Linked DNA regions of Homo sapiens: region 1 is linked to region 2. Evidence: chromatin loops called from intact Hi-C (ENCODE). Cell type or tissue: mammary epithelial cell. All regions are shown on one strand. Each heading gives the region's core, and the rest is flanking DNA. Links, peaks and the distances in the headings are about the cores only.

Region 1 (6,896 bases), core at 1,963-5,962, 200 kb after region 2:
CAGGGTCAGGTCCCCCCAGAGGAAATTACAAGATTTGCCCAGGAATTTCTTTTTTGGGAATATAATAATTGCTGCTTGTTGACTTTTTTCCTAATTTTTCCCATTGATGTTCATCTGCAATTTACTTATTTTGTTTTTTTTTTTCTCCTCATTGTTAGCAGAAAATAGCAAGGAATAGCAAGAACTAAAAGCTTAAGAAAAAACAATATTGGACAAAACCACAACATTGAGAAAACATCTATCCACTGACTTTTTTTTTTTCCTGAAAACTGGGGTTGGCAGAACCCCGTAGTTATTTGATTATTGTGAAAAACATCATATTTTAGCCCTGAAACACCAAGACATAGGGCCTGTGACCAGACAGGTTAGCAAATTAGAATGTCATCATGAAGGCATGGCATGGACGAGAGGAGAAAGAGCCACTAACGTTTGGTGAGGGGGTAAGAAGCCTATGGCAGGTGGCATGGTGGCACCTGGGCTCCAGAGAACAGCAGGGCTTCTTCCCTTATCGCCACCCCTCCTCGTTTTCTTTTGCTCTGGGCTTTGACCTTGTCTCAGTGGTTTACAAAGCTGAGAAAGGAAACACTCAACTACTTTGGAAAATTTTGATTTAATAGTGCCCTTTTTAGTGAAAAGAATAAATGATAATGAAATTGAGTTCCTCACAACGTAGGGATGTATCTATTCTAATACTTAAAAATCAAAGATGGAAATATTCATTAGCTAGGCACTAGAGCAGGATGATGGAAACTGTGGTCATCATACCAGGCACTTCAGAATAACCAGGGCTCTTGTTAACACGCACATTCCCAGCCTTGGCCCAGACCTCTGGGACCAGAATCCTGGGAGGGGGCCTAGAGTTCTGCATTTAACCTGCTACCCAGGGGACGCTAATGCCCACCAAAGTTTGAGGATCACTGCGTTAGAGGACGCACAGCCAAAAGAACAGATGCATCCTCTACGTCATTATAAACAAAGAGTACTGACTTCTATTTTTAGCTCTTGGTGGGAGGAAGAAGGAAGTTGTTTGAAAAGGCTAGCAGGTAGGGTTAAAACTAGCAAGTTAGGAGAAATACCTAATGTAGATGACGGGTTGATGGGTGCAGCAAACCACCATGGCAAATGTATACCTAAGTAACAAAACTGCATGTTCTGCACATGTACCCTAGAACTTAAGTATAATAATAAAACTAGCAAGTTAAAAGCCTGTAAGCTTTTTTTCCTTTGATTTCTAAGGAAACAGAAAAAGAATATCCCTCTGTTTAGGAACTCCAGGTCAAGAGGAATAGCTCAACCTACAGATCCAACAGCTTCCCCGCAAGCCAGCAGCATAGAAGGCCTTCCAATCTCTGCAGCCCAAACTGCCAAATGGTCCGGCCTCCCTCCCAACAGCCCTGGAGTAAAAGTCCTTCCCATCAGGAAGGGATCATGGTTAGTCACTCCTTTCTTACCATTTTCTTCCATTTCATCCTGCGATTCTGATACCAGGTCTTCACCTGCAGCTGAGTGAGTCCCAGAGACTGAGCCAAGTCCAACCTAGAAGGCACAAGATACAAAGGAAAGGTGAGCAGAATGGGAGGCAGCAGGAGAGATGGGATCCTGCTGGCAGGCTCCAGACAGGCTCCAGCACTGGCTACCAAGGCTCGGACCTCCCCCATTAAACGAGGTCTTCCCCAAAGCGCTTTTCTTTCCTTCCAAGAATCCAACAGAGGAAACTCTGGGAAGCTGAGAAACAGATGCCCATGCCTGAGGACACCTGGGCCAGTCCCCATCCTGAAACATTCACGGTCTGCAAGGGACCTGAGAAGGATGCCTGGGGCTTCTCATCACACAGTCCTTTTCCTGGCTTGACAAGAGCATTCACTCTGACCCTCTGGCCCATCGTCCAGACTGGAAACAAAAGGCAAAGCCAGATGTTGCTGATGGGAATCCACTCATCATTCCAGACCCAGCCCCGGTCCCACCTCCGGCAGGTGATTCTCCTGGCTCCCACAGCTCGTCTCCTCTGCACCCTCCCACAGGCCAGCAGTCACCCAGATGGTCCCACGTTTCCTGCTGTTCTCTGATCACTCCAACTGTGTTATTTCTGCCTCCCTAACTCAGTAGCCAGGGCAGCGTATACCTTCCACTTCTTTTCTACCCATGAAAGTGCCCATCACACTGCTAAATCCAGAACCGGTGCTCAAAAAATACTTCTTAATGGATTGATTCAATCGCTGTAGCTGTCCTAAATTGTTATAACAATTAAAATGTTATAAATAAATAAATATTATAAAGATTCCAAAAGAAACATTAAATCCACAGCCCTTCCTGTTTTCCATTCTACTGCTAATCATGGTGCTGTACTTCTCTGTAGTCTTCTGAAAAGTCCTAAAAGTCAAAGCCATTTCTGGGGCTAAATCTAACACACCCACCATTTCCTGAGCACCACGGCATCCCAGGGTACATGCTAAGCCCCTGACATGCTGTCTTATCTATCCCATTCACAACGCAGTGAAGCAGTGTAATTGTTCCCATTTTACAGATAAGAGAGTTGAGGCTTGGAGAGATTAGACTCTCTCAGCAACTGTGGCCAAATCCTGTCTGCTACCTGGTTGTGTAAATAAAGTTTTATTGTAACAGGCCAGGCACAGTGGCTCATGCCTGTAATCCCAGCACTTTGGGAGGCCGAGGCGGGTGGATCACCTGAGGTCAGAAGTTGGAGACCAGCCTGGCCAACATGGTGAGACCCCCATCTCTACTAAAAATACAAAAATTAACTGGGTGTGGTGGCAGGTACCTGTAATCCCAGCTACGAAGGAGGCTGAGGCAAGAGAAGTGCTTGAACCTGGGAGGCGGAGGTTGCAGTGAGCCGAGATGGCGCCACGGCACTGCAGCCTAGGCAATGGAGTGAGACATTGTCAAAATAAATAAATAAATAAAAATAAATTACTTCTGTGCTACAATATCAGAATTGGGTAGTTGTCACAGACCATATGGCCCACAAAATGTAAAGTATTTACTGTCTGGCTCTGCCCAGAAAACCTTTACCGACCTCTGGCAGATGATCGTAGAGTTAAGAAGTGGGGCAGGATTCAAACCCACGATGTCTGACCTGTACACCAGCTCCTGCATTGGGGCTCACACCCACTCACAATATATCTGCACAAGTTGAACCTGTCAAAGGGGATCGCAGGGATGCTTCATCCCAGGAAGCAGCAAACAACCGGGTGGGACAAGTAGAATGAGAAAGGGAAGTCTGCAGTCAGACTTCCAACATCAGTCCTTGAGACAACAACCATTGACCTAATAGGATAAGAACCCCAGGTCTACCTCAGCACCAACTGGAGAGCCACCTCCTTAAGCCAACATAAGCTGCCTCACTGCCACGCCAGCCCTGCTCAGCAAAGCAGTGTGGACTTCGAATGCAGCAGCTTGGGACAATCACCCCTGACAGAGCTTGGGCAGCAACCCCCACTTTTTGAAAGGCCCTAGGTTTCTGAGGATTGCCGTCTGTGAATCTCGGGCCCACAGTCAGTCTCACTTGCCTGCTCCATGGGGAGTCTCAGGTGTGGGTTTTCAGCTGCAGCTCTCCACCTGGGGAGATCTAACTATCAGGGAGGCCCACAGGGACCGGCCCTGATGATCTCAGGTGCAGCTGCCCAGTTGCCCTGCTCTGACCAGGCTGCATAATTTAAAGCCCCAATAATACACAGAGTCTTCCTTCAGGGGACCCTGGAAGTGGTCTTAAATCAGTACTCACATCCCTCTGGTCATCCCTGTAGAAGAGCTACTAGAAGCTGGCAGTTTTATTGAAAGTGATTAACAGGCTAAAGCCAATAAATTCCCAGTGCCAACAGCACTTGGCTCTTCCCACAAATGAAGCACTGCTTCCCAAGCAGTCGCTCATTGAGAACCAAGAACCCAGGGGGCCACCCCACAGACTTCTGGTCTCCCAGGCCTCCCTGGAGACGGGTCCTCCATGGTTCTGGCTGGCGGTGCCTTCCCGAGCCCAGTTCACCTGAGGCCATCAGGTGCATTAGTCAATGGAAGGCTCAGTTCACAGCTCTGCAACTGCATTAGCAAACAGTGTTAGCTCACTTGGGAAAAATGCAGCCCTGACTCACTCTGGCTACAGAAACATGCTTCACTGTCATCAGCTTTCTCTCATTACCTGCCACCGTTACAAATTCTCACTTCCCTGCATATTCGCTTAAATGGGGTCACCTAGGAAACTGGAGAAACAAACACAGAGGAGGAGGGTGAGAGCTGTGGGAGGAGGGAGTGCTCATGGCCCTGGTCACGTAGGGAGGCGAGGAACATCTGAGAGGGCAGGTGAAGATGGCAGCTTCCATGCCAGCCAATGGTGTCCTCCCAGATAAGTGAATCAATCCTGTGTAGGTGACCTGAGAGATGCCTGGGCAGGTATCAGGGAGCCCCAGGAGGTTTAAGAAGAACTAATATTTCTGAAAAAAAAAATTCTCTGACTTCTGAAAAATCAGCCTAATATGTTAGTCATGCACGCTGAAGCCCGTCTGACATACCACCGTGCTACCATAGACAAAGGTGCCCACTCCACTGGGTGCACAAGTTCATGAGGCTCTCAATTATATGCTAGGGAAGTGGAAACAGCCATGTCATACCTGGAGAGCCCATCTACTAACCTCCGGTTCACAGACCTGTCTCCATCATCTGCCCAAAGACACTCCAAATGCACAGGTCTAGAACAGAACTCAACCTTTCCCCACCTAAGTCTACTCTGTCCTCTGTCTTCCTACTTCAGTTCATGGCGTCCCTATCCACCTGCTGGCCCAGTCCAGAAACCACAGAATTCTCAACTCCCTTCTTGCTTCCTTCCGCAATGTTGATTCTGCCAATTCTCTCTTCAAGATTGTCCTCTTCTCACACATGGACACAGGGAGGGGAACCTCACACACCAGGGCCTGTTTGGGGGTGGGGAGGATAGGGGAGGGATGGCATTAGGAGAAATACCTAATGTAGATGATGGGTTGATGGGTGCAGTAAACCACCATGGCACGTGTATACCTATGTAACAAACCTGCACGTTCTGCACATGTATCCCAGAACTTGAAGTATAATAATAAAAAAAAAATTGTCCTCCTCTCTATTCCTGCCTCTCTGTTCCCACTGCCACCCTTTAATTCAAGTCTTCGTGATGATCACTGGATTCTCTCCTAACTGGTCCCTGCTCCGTCTCTGGCCTCTCTCATCCATCATTTATGGTGCCACCAGAGAGACAGTTCTAAAATGTAAGTCTGATCATGTCACCTCCAGCTCATAAAGGCAGTGCCAACTGCTTAAACAACCAAGTTCACATTTCAGCCAGGCATACGAGGTCCACCATTTGCCTGTTCACACCTTAAGCTGGAGATGTCCTGGCTACTTGCAGTTTCCTCCACATACCCGGCGAGACACGCTTCTTTGCCTTGTGTGTGCCAACCCCTCAGTGCGGGACTTCCTGTCCCTCCTGGAATCAAAGCTCTTCTTAAATGTTACCTCCTCTGAGAAGCCTCCCCTAACCCCATCTCCCACGCTCAGCAATATCCTGTGTTCCTACTGCACTCAGCAATGCACAGGCACCAGCGCCTGGCTTGCTGCGTCTTTGTTCCTGTAGTCGTTCCTTCCCCATGATCCCTTTCTGTCACAACAGGACTCTCTCGACTGCTTTCTGGACCCGTAATCCCTGCCACAGTGCCCCAGTGGCACCCAGAAGGCCCTTACCAAACAGCTGACGGTGCCTCATTAACAGAATCAGAAGCTAAATTCCCTTTTAGTCGGTGATATGCAGACTCCTCTGTCACTTAAATTTGTATCAAAGAGCTACTACACAGCTTAAGAGATTCATTTGAGGTTCCTTCCTTTACTTTTTGATAGGACTGGTGTCCAACCTGGTATGTCCAAGGCAGCAGGCAAAAGAAGAGGAAGAAGGACCTGAGAAATCTCCCCAATAAATAGGATCACACATTATTAGCTCAGCCATCTCCAGAGTCAGTCTGAAAGAACAAGATGAGACACTGAGATACACACTTTTTTTTTTTTTTTTTTTTTTGAGACTGAGTCTCGCTCTGTTGCCCAGGCTGGAGTGTAGTGGCATGATTTTGGCTCACTGCAACCTCCACCTCCTGGGTTCAAGCAATTCTCTGTCTCAGCCTCCCAAGTAGCTGGGATTACAAGTACCTGCCACTACACCCAGCTAATTTTTGTATTTTTAGTAGAGACGCGGTTTCACCATCTTGGCCAGGCTGGTCCTGAACTCCTGACCTCGTGATCCACCTGCCTCGGCCTCCCAAAGTGCTGGGATTACAGGCGTGAGCCAACACACCCGGCTATTTTTTTTTTTTTTTTAAGGAGACAGGGTCTCGCCTAGAGTGCAGCGATGCAATCTGATGCAATCATACCTCACTGCAGTCTCAAAGTCCTGGGTTCAAGTGATCCTCCCATCTTAGCCTCTTGAGTGGCTGGGACTACAGGTGCATGCCATCACACCTGGCTCATATTTTAATTTTTGTAGAGACGGGGTCTCACAACGTTGCCCAGGCTGCTCTCAAACTCCTAGCCTCAAACGATCCTACTGCCTCAGTCTCCCAAACTGCTGAGATTACAGGTGTGGGCCACAATACCCGGCCCAGACACACACTCTGGCATATGTTTCAGTTAAAATAGTAAATTAAAGAAAAGGAGGTGAGGCATTGAGGCCTCCAAGAAAGCAAGGGTCACAGCCTCCCCAACATGGATCTCAGAGGGGTTCAAAGAAGGGGCTCTCAGCCAGGTCCTCCTGGGTCTCAGTCAAATGGTTCTGACTTGACATCCAGCAAATTCACTAACATGTCTGACCTCCTCAACTGGATCCCTCCAGTCCTTCCCAAGCAATAGCCAGGCCAGCAAACTGAGTCAGT
Region 2 (6,896 bases), core at 1,377-5,376:
AGGAGAAGTCAAATATAATTCTTACCTCTGTTACTCCATAGATAAGTTGTTTTTTTCCTCTGGCTTCTTTCAGGAATTTTCTCTTTTCTTTGATTTTTTTTTTTTTTTTTTGTAGTTTGAATATGGTATGCTTAGGTATAGTTTTTTTTTTTTTTTTGCATTTATTCTGTTTGGTGTTTCATGAGCTTCATGGATCTGTGGTTTGGTATCTGATATCAATTTTGGGAAAATTATCAGTAACTATTGCTCAAATATTTATCTTGTTCCTTTTCTCCTTTCTTCTTTCCTTCCTTCCTTCCTTCCTTCCTTCCTTCCTTCCTTCCTTCCTTCCTTCCTCCTCCTCCTCTCCTCCTCCTTCTTCTTTTCTTCTTCTTCCTCCTCCACCTCCTCTTTCTCCTCCTCTTCTTCTTCTTCCTCTTGGTCTTCTTCCTCTTCTTCTTTCTCTTCTGTCTTCTCTCTTCTTTTCTTTCTTCTCTCTTCTTCTTTCTTCTTCCTCATCTTCTTTCTTTTCTTCTTTTTGATACAAGGCCTCACTCTGTCGTCCAGGCTGGAGTGCAGTGGTGTCAGAACATGGCTGACTGCAGCCTCAACCTCCTGGGCTCAAGCAGTCCTCCTGCCTCAGCTGGGCATGGTGATACTTGCCTGTAGTCCCAGCTACTCAGGAAGCTGAGGCAGGAGCTCTGTTTCTTCAAACCATGTCTTTTGCCTTGTAATTTTTTCTTGATAGCTGGACGTGATATACTGGGTTAAAGAAATTGCTGTAAATAATTCTTTAGTAATGTTATGGTAAGGTACGTGGGTAGAGGAAGCATTCTATAGTCTATGATTAGGTCTTAGTCTTTTAGGGAACCTACGCCTTTGGACTGTGAACTTCACAAATATTTCTCAGTCTCCTCTGGACTCCCCTTAGGTGGGAAGGAATGACTAGGGTGTGCTTGAGTTGGGTATTTTCCTTCTCCCACGGGGAAGGCTAGGGCTAGCTGTAGTTGGGTGTTTTCCTTCCCCTAGGTCAGTAAGACTCTGATAAAACCCCTGCAGTTTAGGTGCTAGTTAAATAGTTTCTCCTGAGGGCATATCTTGTTAAAAAGAACAGAGTGCTCTGGCATATTTCAAAATGATTCCTCTCTTTCCTTCTGCCAGGAGCACAAGGAGATTTTCCCCCCAGTATTCACCATGAGAAACTGGTCAAGCTCTTGGAGGTAAAACTCACAAAAGTGTGCCCCCAACCTCGACCCCTGTTACTGGGTTTCTCTGGTGTTTTTAACTCCTAAACTTATCCATACTCAGCCTCCAGCAATTCATGGTTTCCTCTCCAGGTGCTGGATCTCACAGAGGTTTGCTCATGGGTTTCTGCTCCGGTTAGTTGTGACTCTCTGTATCTGCCTGTCTAGCTCTCCAATTTTGAGAGCAGCAGTTTGCCCTGTGACCTCATTTCTCTTACAGATCTAAGAAGAGTTGTTGGTTTTTTAGTTTGTTCAAATTTGTACTTGTTGCTGCAGAATGACAACTTTTAAGCTTCTTAGGTACAGAACCAAAGCTGGAACCCTGATACATTTCTATTAGAGCACTTGTGTCATTCCTCTTTGAATTTTTGTTAATTGATGAACTCAAGTTTCTCACACTGAGGGTAACTTTTTGAGGTCAGGCACATTTTATTCATCTTTACCTCCTACACATACGTGACTTTTGCACCAACGTATTAACACACAACAGACATCCAAATATAATTGTGAAGAACAGACATAATGAATGCATAAATTAGTGAATAAATGACACTTTTCATCATCATTTTAATACTCTCCAACTTCACTTTCCGATAAAACCTCATTTCTATTCAAACATCTTATTCTATTCAAAGGATTCCCAGTATAGAAAAGCATAGCCTTGTTCAGAGTTACAGAAGGTCAGCCAAGGTCAGATCTGTGGATAGCTGACAACCACATCTTCTCTGTTCTCCAGAGAGTGTGAGACACAGGACGCCTCCCATAAGGAGGCAGTGTGTTATGTATTTTACAGGCTTTTTGTATACTCACTCTTTTTGTTTCAGACGGAGTGAGCTAGTGCTTGTGAAATGTTGAGAGTGGGAGCACCTTCAAGACAGTGGTAGAACACAGGAGGCCCTTGTGCAGACTTTCAATTCTCAGTGCTGGTAGAGCTTCTCTTGCTCCACCTGAAATATTCCTGCGACTCCAATCATGAGTGGAGACATATAACAATACTGAGCTTATGTTCTAGAGTGTGTGTGTGTGTGTGTGTGTGTGTGTGTGTGTGTGTGTTACCACCTGTGTCCTTGGGAAAAGCAAAATAGCACTCTATGCATAAGTCTGCCTTAATACCTACCGATTATATGGAAACTGTTTGCGTGTCTGCCTTCCCTTCTAAATTGTGGATTGCTTGAAGGTTGGTGTTCTGTCTTCATCATTTGCACTCTAAGAGCCAACAGAGTTAATGTCTGCTGAATCAGATGATGAAAGATGAAGCATGGAACACGATGCCCACAAACAGTCCAACTGCTTTTCGGGGCCAGGATCTGTGTCTGTCGTTAGCTCAAGTCTCTAAAGATGCAGCGGCCCCTTGCTCCTCTTCCCGACAGGAAAGGCAGATATCAAACCTACTGCCTATCTCTTTGCTTGGCTTAATTCTCTATTCTTTGTTCATAGAACTTAAGTAGGTCTATTCCCACCTCTGAGAGCTAGAACCAGTTTGGGGTTTCTTCATGAAGTGTGTGGCAATGGTGTCCCTAAATAGCTTTGGGTGATGAAAGAAATTGGCTTGGGAGAGACGCCTCCCTGTTTGTCTTCTCAGTCTTGGGAGTGGGCCCCAGTAGGGCTTTGCCCCAACCCTGGCCTCTCTCTGCTCGGGGCTATGAGGTGCTCAGCATGGTGCATTCTGAGTGTGTGAAAAGAGGAAAGGGAATATGAGTCAGAGAAATAATTCCTAGGGCCAACCTCACCCTAGAATTGTTTCATCAAAATGGAGAGGTTGAACACTGGGGAACAAGCCCTTTGCCAAAGTCTCCACACTGTTCCGACTTGCCTTTGACTTGAGGACTCAGCAAACATTGACAGAGGGCTGACGAACCAAGAAGGGCTTGATTTACAGAGCACTCCTCTGTCCCAGGAAGAAACCAAACACTGTAGATCACTAGGAGATGACCGAGGTTCTAAAGTGCCTATAAACAATATGAGCTGGCCTTACTCCTCACACTGCCTGGAGTCAGTTTCCAATGGGCAGCGTGCCCTCCTAAGAGGCAGGACAGAGAGAAACAGCTTCTGTACACCATGAGATGACTCAGATGAAGAGTCACATCAGTCACTGTCTTCTTCCAGGAAGAAGTCTTGATATCACTGGGGGGAGTTTCATAATAGCTTCTGCTGTCTGTCACCCAGCTTTAGGGGGTTTCTGTCAGTACTAGGCATTGTGATGTTTAATGGTATGAAGGAGGAGAGTCTAATTTTTACAGCCTAGCCCCAACAGCACAAGCACCTCGGTTACTACAATATTTTCTCAGACAGTCCGCCCCGTGAATGTAACCATAGCCCACTTCCCTAGGATATTGGAGTGCCACATGTATTCTTTTTTTTTTGAGACGGAGTCTTGCTCTGTTGCCCAGGCTGGAGGGCAGTGGCGCGATCTCGGCTCACTGCAAGCTCCGCCTCCTGGGTTCAAGCCATTCTCCTGCCTCAGCCTCCCGAGTAGCTGGGACTACAGGCACCCGCCACCACACCTGGCTAATTTTTTGTATTTTTAATAGAGACGGGGTTTCACCGTGTTAGCCAGGATGGTCTCGATCTCCTGACCTTGTGATCCTCCTGCGTCGGCCTCCCAAAGTGGCCACATGTATTCTTTCTAGTGGTGACTCAAAACACCTATAGAAGAGGATCTATCTATCTACACACACACACACACACACACACACACACACACACACACACACACATACTTTGTTTACATCAATGAGATACTCATCTGGGTTTTATGGATATGAAATCTGGGATTCTTTTATCTTTCTTAGTCAGTTATTCCAGTTGTATTTTATAGTATTTGTTTTGGCTTAGTTTCTTCCTTCTAGATTATTTAACGACCTCATCAGCCTGGGAATTTAAAAGATATACCTTGTGATTATCTGTTTAGCTGAAATGTACTTGTGTGTTTATTTGCTTACTTAATTTCTTGGGACTTTGGAGGTGGGACTGGTACTAGTGGCTCTGGGGTTAGTAACAGTGGTCCTACAGTTCCTTGGCTCTCTAGGATTCTGGAAGGAAAGTTGTTTAAGAATTAACCTAACTGTATTTCTAGCAGAAGCACAAAAGATCACATGGAATTCAAACAGTGAGACTCTCAGTAGCATAAGAGAGCATGTCACTACTTGTCTCTGGATTCCAGTTTCCTATAAAATGAAGGGGTTGGCCTAAATGACAGAGGTCTCCTGCTAGCTCCATCTATCTACCCACTCATCCATCCCCAGCAGGTTAGTACATCCCTCAGCTTCTCAGACAGGAGAGGTGATTGGGTTCATCCCTTTCTGAAGAATCTCCAAAGCACAGCCAAAGCTGGGAAGGAAGACCCATATGAATACAGGCGGATGCCCTATTTCTTCTGAGGAAAACCATGAAGAACAGCTCCAACAGAGGAGCCTGGACTACAACCCTGGGCAGGCAGCTCCACCCACCCGTCCACAGGTGACCTTGGTCCTCCTTACATTTACAGAGTATGACAGCAGGAACGTCTGTGGTGATCATCTGTCAACTGTAATTTTGGAACATGATATGAGCTGGGATCAACTTTTATTAAGCCCGAGGCCATCTTTTCTCTTGAGAGTTAATCCAAAGATTACCTGCTAAATGCAGAAATTCAGCGCCAAATCAGACGAAATACACAAATGTGGTCCCTTCCCTCTAAGAGCCTATAATCTAAATTAAACAGCATACATTGATAATGGGAAATTGTGGGCAGCTTTCAAGAGAATTGAATCAAATATTGAGATTACATCTTGGCCTCAGGTTAATGGCTTTTAGTGTACTTGGGGGGGGTCAAGGGTTATGGGTTTAGAACCTGACCAGTGCTCTCAGCAGGAAAAGTCACAATGTGTAGCCAGTCGGTTAGGAAAGGTTCCACGCTGGAGAGAATCCCAGGAGGTCAACAGGGAGTAGCAGGGCATTTGGGAGGAGGCAGGTGGTGCAGGGGGAAGTCAAAGGCATATGGGAAGAGCTCACATAACGAGGACCAGCATTTTCCAGAACCGTACAGTACTTGGCCACTTGAATTAAGGCACTGCCAAGTTCACTCTCTTTCTCTCATTATTCAGATGTCTCTGGAAATTCCACTTCCTAGGATGCATCTGATTACACCCAGTCTCTTCACCTTTGCATATGGTATTAGAATTTAAACGAACATGTTAAATTTGCTCTATCTAAATTTGCACCGGCCACTGGCAACTATTTCCATTTTAGTGGTTTAGTAAGTTATATCTACTGTATTCTTTCAGCAGGCAAACAATACACACCATACAGCCAGACAATGTTAGAGAAGGAAGAAAGGTTAACTCCTCCCACTCACTCATTTCACAGATGGGAACACGGATGTTCCCAGAGACTTGGTAAAACTTGCCTGGTCCATGACTTTGGGAATACAGACATCCTCTGAGTGCGATGCTTTGTATACGTGGCCTGGAGTTTGCTTCCTGATGATGTGCTCCTTCCTGCCCAGGTAGCCTCGGTTGGGCTCCACTATCCCTGCTCCAGTACCCACTCCCAGCACTTAAGAATGTCTCCTGTCTGGCTCCAGCATGAAGGTAACAGAGAAGGAAGATCTGGATTTCCGGCAGATTAAGTGGAGGAGAGAAGAGAGGGACCGAGGAAGAAAAAAAAGGCCGTGGACAAATGAAAACTGTCTTGTGAACATAAAGTGATTGACATAGATCACATCACCTGGATTATGATGATTTAAAAGGCAGTTCACACACAGAAATCCCAGAAAGGTTTAGAGCAAAATAATGACTTTCAGAGAAGACTGTGAATTTGGATCTCTACATTCCAGTACACTTATGGGGGAAAAGAAAGTGCTTTTAACTTACAAGTATTCTGAATAGTCACTCTTTCGGAGTCTTTTTTTTTTTAATTGGAAAGTAACATTTTTCCATTAGAGGATTCAATTCTACTACTGCTGCAAAAGAATTATTTCTGGAGTCAGAATCAAATCAACCTTTATAATCAGTCTAATGAGTCAGACCCACTGATATATATTAGTGGACCTGGCTTCTGTTCTAGGTCAGGAACTGAGAGCTCCTGACACTTTGTAATAGTGTAATAGGGGATAAAATGTCAGAAATTTCAGTGAAAATGGAGGTTAAGTTGTGCATTTTAAAAGCAATTTTTAGGTATAAGGTAGTAAGTAGCTAGTACTTATGTGCCAGCAGTTCAGAAAGCAAAACCCAATGGCCAATTATTCTTTGCTTTGTACATTTGGGGACTATAAGCAGACGGACACTAAGGAGCACACATCCCTGGATTTATTTCTCAAAACATATCGCACATTCCTAATTTTCCTCACAGATCTTTTTAAAGATTACTCTCAGAATGTGCCCAAAGAGTCCCTGAACAAATGCTATTCATTTTGGTAAATATAACAAAAATCATTAGAAGATATCAGCATTTTAAATAGCGATTATAATCCGGTGGTTGACTTCTGTATTGCCCTGTTCGGTATCTATATGTTTTGTAAAGGCTTACATTGACTTGTTTACAGATATACCATTTGCATTTAGCTAATTGTGACGTCTGTGGTCATTTTCTATAAAGAGGTTGGTCTTTAAGCTGTTGGTAATGAATGTGGCTTAGTTTCTACTGGAAAATCTGATTCAGCTTACATCATTTTGACTTATAGCACCTTTGCCA

The links. Hi-C counts contacts between places; a loop is a spot of excess contacts. Peaks named below come from ENCODE experiments on the same cell type or tissue, not always from the same donor. Only the 100,000 strongest peaks of a DNase experiment are listed, where the experiment ranks them.
Region 1: a loop joins it to region 2, with 8 times the contacts of the local background. A loop is called at or near these places in 1 of 110 quality-filtered maps.

What each region holds. Positions count from the first base shown.
Region 1 is chr11:129,437,475-129,444,370 of GRCh38, reverse strand. BARX2 (BARX homeobox 2) reads right to left here. Exons shown (of 4, transcript NM_003658.5): 3 at 1,452-1,536. Among named protein-coding and RNA genes, the nearest start is that of BARX2, 65 kb to the right of the region's middle. RefSeq lists an enhancer at 3,187-3,711. In mammary epithelial cell, for the core only: no CTCF peak of the experiment used is centred there; a DNase peak (open chromatin) is centred at 4,140; H3K27ac peaks cover 1,312 bases.
Region 2 is chr11:129,639,590-129,646,485 of GRCh38, reverse strand. No RefSeq gene overlaps it. Among named protein-coding and RNA genes, the nearest start is that of LINC01395, 26 kb to the right of the region's middle. RefSeq lists an enhancer at 6,107-6,896. In mammary epithelial cell, for the core only: no CTCF peak of the experiment used is centred there; DNase peaks (open chromatin) are centred at 3,065 and 4,385; H3K27ac peaks cover 3,436 bases.